Linked DNA regions of Mus musculus: regions 1 and 3 are each linked to region 2. The links are chromatin loops, found by intact Hi-C in ENCODE. Cell type or tissue: heart. All regions are shown on one strand. Region 1 overlaps Lama4 (laminin, alpha 4). Region 2 holds the start of Lama4 (laminin, alpha 4). Region 3 overlaps Lama4 (laminin, alpha 4).

Region 1 (2,500 bases), 62 kb before region 2:
GATGGAGGCCACCAGGGACCTTTGCACAAGGTCCGTTACCCTGGAGCAAATACCAGCTGCTAAACCAGGGGTGGGAGTGAAACCCTTTCAGGGAAAGTGATATCACACTCATACATTTACTACTTATTGTGATGTGTGTGTGTGTGTGCGCAAATGTGAGTGTGGATGTCAGAGGGTATCTTGTGGGAATCAGTTCTTTTCTTCCACATTTTCGATTTAAAAAAAAAAAAAACTACAAATGGGTTGCAACACCTGTTAGCATATTAGAGAAATTGGTTAGTCATTAAGGTTCTGCTACTTTTCCTTATAGTTGGGCAGTTCTTGCCTGTAGGGACTTCAAATCCTTCTTCCAAGCACTCTCCGGTTACACTGTCACACGGGCCGCCCCCACAGTTGCACACTATGGGAGACAGAAACACAGAGTAAGGAGCCATCTTCTCATGCCTAAAACAAGACGGTGTTTCCATGGTTTCCAGAAATGCTGGCTACTGGTGTGCAATCCTGCGATGGGGATTAATTATATTTATCCTGAAGGGTATGGAGTCTGTGATAACATCCTTTAACCAGTTCAATGCAGGTAAGAGATGTTAAAAATAGGACTGGAAGCAAAACTGAATCTCGCTTTCCTAGGATTCTTTTCCCAACTCTTTAGGATGCTATCCTAACGCAACAGATGCCTCAGTCCCAAAAGGCCCAGGAAATTTCACAAGGAAACAAAGGCCACAGAGCTCAGCATTCTCCTTCCCTCACAGAGTCTCCACAGCAGCGAGGTCCCTGCCAGCTGTGAGGGAAGAGCCCCAGAACGGGACAGTGAGGAGGCCCAGGAGCAATGCTTGCCTCCTAAGTTTTGACCCCTGGCAAGAATGACTCCAAACTCCAAAAGAGAGGTATCTGGGGAGTGGATGCTAGGCATAATTCAGGGAAAGAATTGGAAACAAATTTACATGAATTTAAAAGGCTTTCACCTACTGATGGCTTTCTGTAATGCCTTTATAAAAACAAAATTCAATCTTATCTGGCTTTTCATTTTTTGCTAGTTCCCCCCCCCCCCCCCCCAGGGTGGGGAGCTGGCAAGGGTGGGGACTGAACCAAGCATATGGTTTACCACTGAGTTACACTCCCAATCCCCTCTGAGTTTTTGTGTGGAAGTAAATTTATAACATTTTAAGAAGAATTCCTAAGCTATCCTAAGCTGGTCATAAGTTGCAATAGAACTGTGAGTTGCCCTAACAGAATGATCATAGCAGATTAGCTCCAAGGGGCACATCACTTATTACACGTCAGCTATGCAGTGCTCCACACAATGCAGACTTATTAGACCCCGCTGCAAGCTTGTGCTCTATGGCTTCCCACACGGTGTCATCTAGGATCGACCTGCATCGTTGTTATTTAAATACAGGCTTGGTACTGCTTTGAGAATAATGGCACCAATTTCTAAGGCTTTATTTTTTCTGACAGCACTTCTAAGGCCCCCGACCCCACGTCTGATTGACTGGACAGTCTTCCTTGTGGCTCTGGAAGTGTTTCTTTTCCGCAGGTATGCTTATTTTCATTGTGCCCAGGTCACAAGTGCATTCTCCTTAATTTTAAACTCTTCCCTTTGTCAGTCTTTCAAGTGATTCTTTCAACAGGGGTTTTCCAGAATGCAGGCTGTAAGTGCACCAGGCCCCCTTCTCCCCTGCCCTTCCTAATAGCCAACCAGGGGGAAGCACTCAGCTTCAGCCCCGCTGGAACGAAAGCAGTTTAACTTCCCTTCTGAAGAGCTTCAGTCCATGCAGCAAATGTACGGGAGAAGTGCACACTGCAATCGAACTGAAGTCTAACCCATTAGATTTCTTACACTCTCAGAGAGATACTGACTGACAATCTGAGGAAATCTAGGGGGGCCATGCGTGCTCATGCTTTGCAAATTTACTCAAATGGAATGTTAATTTTATTAAGCATAAGTGAGAGAGGAGACAGCTTCCAGTACAAAAATAATTCACTTGAGCCACACCAGCTACCACTTTCCCTTCAATCAAAATCACCAATGTGAATAGAATAAGACAGAAATCACTCCGCTGATGTCTCTTGTGAATATCCACCCACGAGCTAAGGTTCATTGGTAGCCTCGATGAGAAGTGTAACTGGGGTAAATGTTGATGTATATTGCTCTAGATAAATGTCAGGAGGACACTGGCAATATTTCCTCAACAGAAATTCTTCACCTAAGTCAGTCCTGGTGGAGAGCTATGCTGGCCAAGCAGCTGGTCGCGGGACTTGGGGTCTGTACCTGCACAGTTCTTGGCTGTCCTGGCGTCTCCATAGTAACCAGGTGCACAGCGTTCACACTTGAATCCGGTGGTATTTCGTAAGCAGTTCCTGCACTGGCCAGTGATTTCATCACAGTCTTCAAAGATCAGGTTGGGATCCGAATTTCCACTGCAGTCACATTTCTTACAGGTGCTTCCAATGAGTAAGGGGTTTCCATAGTAACCAGGAGCACATCTGAAAGGTGTTA
Region 2 (2,500 bases):
CTTTTGAGGAAGCACCACTAGGACTTTTACTTAAGGATCATCTTGCATTTTATTTTTAATCAACAATAACAGCTGTAGTTATATTACCAGAAGGTAGAATTAGGAGCAACAGTTGAGACTTCAGTGACTTTTAGCAACTTGCATCACTACTTTAGCTGTATGATTGCTATAGACATGGATATATTAGTGTGGGCATGTGTGTGTGCTGTGTGTGTATATGCTGTGTGTATATGTTATGAGTGTGTGGTGTGTGTATGTGTGTGCTGTGTAGTATATGGAGTGGTGTATATGTGTGTGGTGTGAGTGTGGTATGCGTGTGTGGTGTGTATGTATATTTGTGTGTTATATGTTTGCTGTGTGTATGTGTGTTGTATGGTATGTGGTGTGCATGTGTGTGCTGTGTGGTATGTGGAGTGGTGTGTATGTGTGTATGTTGTGTGAGTGTGGTGTGTGTGTGTGTGGTATGTATATTTGTGTGTGTTATATGTTTGCTGTGTGTATGTGTGTTGTATGGTATGTGGTGTGTGTGTTGTACATGTGTGGTGTTAGGTCAGTTGATCTTTCCTTTCCCATGAACTTAGGTGACTTCATTTTCCTCCTCCTTCGCATCCCCCACAGCCTGGACATGCTACTGTAATCCAGGCGCAGAGGCTCTTAAATCACTTACTGTGGACCCATCCTTCTCCTCCAATGTCTACAGTTCAGCCATTTCTCAACTGAAAAGTCTCTTGATATATAAAAACAGTAGCTCACTGAATAAACCTTAGACCAGTAGTATATCCTGATCAGCTTTACTTTGGGAGTGGAGCTTGACTTAATCTTGCTTCTGGATTAGAATGGTCTGCTTTTGTTTAAGGTATCTGCCCTGAAATTTTCTAACAGCTTCCTTCACAGACAACCCCCACCCCCAGCACCCCAGCCTTGCAGAAGACCTTTTGTTTAGTTTGAGACAGGATAGGTCTTTTTAGTGATATTGCTCTCATTGTTCAAACAGCAAAGAGGAGCAGGGAGACAGAGAGGGGGCACTTACAGTAAGTGCCAAGGTTTGACAAAATGGCTATTGGAACACACCAAAAGACCACCACTGCATACTGCATACATTTCTCATGTAGTCTAACAGACCCACGCAGACATGAAGGGTACTCTCACTGGAAGCCTCAACTTTCAACTGACGTCCAAGTCAAACTTTCAAAACAGAGCCCTTTATTTCAACTGAGGAGACCTAGCCCAGATGAAAGCCTAGGTTATCAAACAGATGGGGAGAGAGAAAGAGGATTGTGGCCCAGCCCATAGACACGGTAGACACAGGTGTGGAGCGGGTTGGCAAAGGCAGGGGGTACTGTACCTCAGCAGCAGGCGGCAGGCGTCCCAGTGTCACGCCTGAGTCGCTAGTCTCCGATGGGTCTTGCCTGCCGACCACTGCGCTCCCCTCGATGTCAAAAGGAAACGCATTGCCGTCCCCTGACGCTGCGTTGGAGCAGACAGCACACCAGAGGAGCCACAGGGCCAGGACTGAGCACCAAGCTGTGCTCCAACCCATCTCTCTGCAGATATTCAACAGGGCCCTTCCTGGAGTGAAGGACCTGGAGGTCTTGGTGGGTACCCCCTAAGAGATGCAGTGATGCCTGGTGTTTTGTCTTCTCTGGACCTGCGGTATTTAGATCCAGGAGCCCAAGTTGCAACTTTGTTGTATTAAAGAAGAGGGAGTGAGAGTCAGCGTGGTCTCTTCTCTCTCTCCTGCTTGTCTTTCGCTTCCATCCACCTCTCTCACTTTGTCTCCGGTCTCCCGCCGCTCCTGAGACTTGGGTTCTGGGACTTACAGATGGATGGAGCTAGCGCCCTGTGAACATCAAAAGGCAGGGGAGCAGACTGGCATGAGCGAGGCGAGCGCTCCTGGCCACCTCCTCTCCCTGGCGGCTGGGACTGAGGTCGGCGCGGCTCTGGCTTCCTTCCCACACTCATTCTCACCACTCCCTTTCCACCTTCCCCTTCCAGGCCCTCCCACTTCAAGTTGGCTTTCAGACCCCGAGGTCAGGCCTTTCCTAGACGCCGCCTCCCCCTCCCCCTCCCCCTCGCAGTTTGGAGTCTCTCCAAGGACTCGAAATGAATATTCAGCGTTCCTGATTGCTTCCCCACATCCCTTATTTACGCAGCCAAGGCGCCGGATGTCTGATCTATATTTATATAGATTTGTATGTGGCCCCCACTAGTGTACAGGAAAGTGGGTGGAAAAAGGATTCCAGGGGCGGGAGGGAACCTGAGGTAGATGACCTCAGGAGCCAGAGGCATGGTGTCCATTTCTGGATGCGTTCTCCTCTCCTTTTCTAGGGATAGCCTGTGGCTCTTCACTGGCCACTCCTCTTCCTCTGTGGAGTCCTCACCCAGAGGGCTGGAGAGAATATCTTTCACTACAGTACTAGAAAATGACTTCATTATTGAAATGCATGAACTTTTATTTACAAAGAACATCTTGTTTTCCCTAAAGAGGTGCTTTGTGAAG
Region 3 (2,500 bases), 74 kb before region 2:
TGCATGTACATATGTGTGCACATATGCACATATGTGTGTGCATTTCTGTATGTGGTCACAGTCAGGAGATGATCAGTGGACATTATTTCCATTGCACTAAGGATATGCCCTTCCTTTTGACACTGGACAGGACAGATAGATTGATGAGTTATTGTAGCTAGGAGGAGTAGTCCTTCAACCTATATTTAATAAGGGTCTGCTTGCCTTTTCTGGTGCTTTCTTGGTTCAGCTTTGTGATAAAGAGCTATAATGATCACATGGCTGGCAGGCTGAAGTCATGTGGATGGAGTCCTGGGAGGCTACTGAGCAGGCTCTCCAGACTAGGGAAGTGGTTGCTCCAAACTCTCTTCTTTTATAGAGTTCTACTCAGAGGATTAGGGTATGAGAATAATGGCAATGTTTTTGCCCTTTCTAAGATAAACCAAGCAAATGTCCCTCTATAGTGGCTAAGGAAGGAGATGCTGAAATGTTATCATAGAGGAAACATTTAAAAATTGTACTGGTTAGTTTTATGTCAGCTGGACACAAGTCATCAGAGTGGAGAAAATGCCTCAACAAGATCTAGCTGGATGCAAGCCTGTAGGGTATTTTCTAAATTAGTAATTGATGGTGAGAGCTGAGCCCATTTGGGAGGGGGACTACTGGGCTGATTGTCTTATGTTCTACATGAAAACAGTCTAAACAAGACATGGGGAGCAAGCCAGTAAGCAGCATGCCTCCATGGCTTCCCCATTAAGTCCTACCTCTATGTTCCTTCCCTGCACAACTTCCTGCCCTTCCTGCATTTGATAATGAACTGTTATATGTAACTGCGAGTGAAATAAAGCTCTTTCCTCCCCAATTTGCTTTGGTCATGGTGTTTCATCACAGCAAAAGGAACCCTTAGTAAGACAGAAGCCATTTGTCAGCCAAGTCAGAAATTCCTTAATACAAAACGGGATATCTGCTAGAGGCAACATGGCCATCAGACTCTTCATAAACTACATTCCTTGACTGCACAGTCCCTTCTGAGTCATCACATCCCTTCCCCAGCACCAGTCTTCTCCTCGGCTTATCTAACGCTTTCTGGAGAAAAAAATTGTGTAATCGTTTAAAAATTAGATGACTTAGAAAATAAAATGAATCTTATTTTTCACACCACACTTCACCACTTTTAAAACATAAATATGATATACAATACATTAAAATGTTTATGTTTGATCCCATTTAAATGTTATATTCAGAAAAAACTAAACTCATTTTCTAAGTAGAACACACACACACAAACACACACACACACACACACACATACACTTTGGTCTTATACGTCAAAGAAATGTTCTATTGTTATGACTCTGTCTTTAAACTTTTAACTTTAAAATGTGAAGAGATGCATTTATAAGAAAACTTTTAGCTAATGAACACCAGAGGGTGCTGTGAGACATAAAGATGGACAGAATCCGATAGTCATCCATCTTTATCTGTACAGACATACTCATAGAAATAATGTAAAGTGGACATTTATTCCTGGAAATTAAAAAATTACCAAATATAATGCAGTATTTAGGGATTTTTTAAAAAGATCTAATGTTTTTCCTGGCGCTTTGCTTATGGAAGGAAAATAATGGTATGTGCATGCGATCAAACAGGTGTACCTTGCTTTAAAACAGAAATAAAAACATGTAGTTAAAACATTAACCATAGTTATAAACTTGTTGATTAATTACATCTTTAAAAAGAGTTGATCATGTATTCACCATAGTGGTGAATTTTCCTCATATTTATTTGAATTAAGCAATGATGATAACCAATCTGTAGGATCATCATGAATTTTATTATTTAAGTTGCAATTCTTTTGTGATTGAAAGTAAGGGAATTTTAGTCACTACTCTGGGGAACAAGTGTAAATGGAGACAGTAGGAATATTGGTGTGTTTCTTCAAACCTGAATGGTGGATGTCAACATTTGTGGGCTTCTCTTCCTTCTGTTTAGTGACATCCAGATACCTGTGTATCCCCCATCTTAGGTCTGAGCTGCTGACTTGAGTCTCCAGCTGTCTCTGGACATCTACAGGAAATTACCTCAAACTTAAATTGTCCAGAGTCATTCAATCTGTAGTTTTAATCTTACTCATCCATTCCACCCAGGTGGAAATTCGCTCTTTGCTCCTATAACTTCTAATTGGTCATATGACTTCTATCTAACAGGTCATGACTTCTAATTGGTCACATGACTTCTTTTTAATGTTTATTATTAGATATTTTCTTCATTTACATTTCAAATGCTATCCCCAAAGCCCCTTATGCCCTCCCCTCTGTCCTGCTCCCAACCCACCCACTCCTGCTTCCTGGCCCTGGCATTCCCCTGTACTGGGGCATATGATCTTCGCAAGACCAAGGGCCTCTCCTCCCATTAATGGCACACTAGGCCATCCTCTGCTACATATGCAACTAGAGAGACAGCTCTGGGGGGTACTGATTAGTTCATATTGTTGTTCCTCCTATAGGGTTGCAGAACCCTT

What was found. Peaks named below come from ENCODE experiments on the same cell type or tissue, not always from the same donor. Only the 100,000 strongest peaks of a DNase experiment are listed, where the experiment ranks them.
Region 1: it touches region 2 in a loop (2.2-fold over the local background); 6 of 42 quality-filtered maps call a loop at or near these places.
Region 3: a loop joins it to region 2, with 2.4 times the contacts of the local background. A loop is called at or near these places in 5 of 42 quality-filtered maps.

Annotation. Positions count from the first base shown.
Region 1 is chr10:39,026,522-39,029,021 of GRCm38, reverse strand. It overlaps Lama4 (laminin, alpha 4), which reads right to left. Exons shown (of 38, transcript NM_010681.4): 5 at 2,273-2,487; 6 at 326-400. Among named protein-coding and RNA genes, the nearest start is that of Lama4, 62 kb to the right of the region's middle. In heart, no CTCF peak of the experiment used is centred here; no DNase peak of the experiment used is centred here.
Region 2 is chr10:38,964,995-38,967,494 of GRCm38, reverse strand. It overlaps Lama4 (laminin, alpha 4), which reads right to left and starts at 1,980. Exons shown (of 38, transcript NM_010681.4): 1 at 1,346-1,980. The coding sequence starts at 1,540. In heart, CTCF peaks have their summits at 1,348 and 1,920; DNase peaks (open chromatin) are centred at 1,464 and 1,954; H3K4me3 peaks cover 2,446 bases; H3K27ac peaks cover 2,500 bases.
Region 3 is chr10:39,038,701-39,041,200 of GRCm38, reverse strand. The region is part of intron 8 of Lama4 (laminin, alpha 4); the gene reads right to left. Among named protein-coding and RNA genes, the nearest start is that of Lama4, 74 kb to the right of the region's middle. In heart, a CTCF peak has its summit at 1,425 (motif pointing right); no DNase peak of the experiment used is centred here.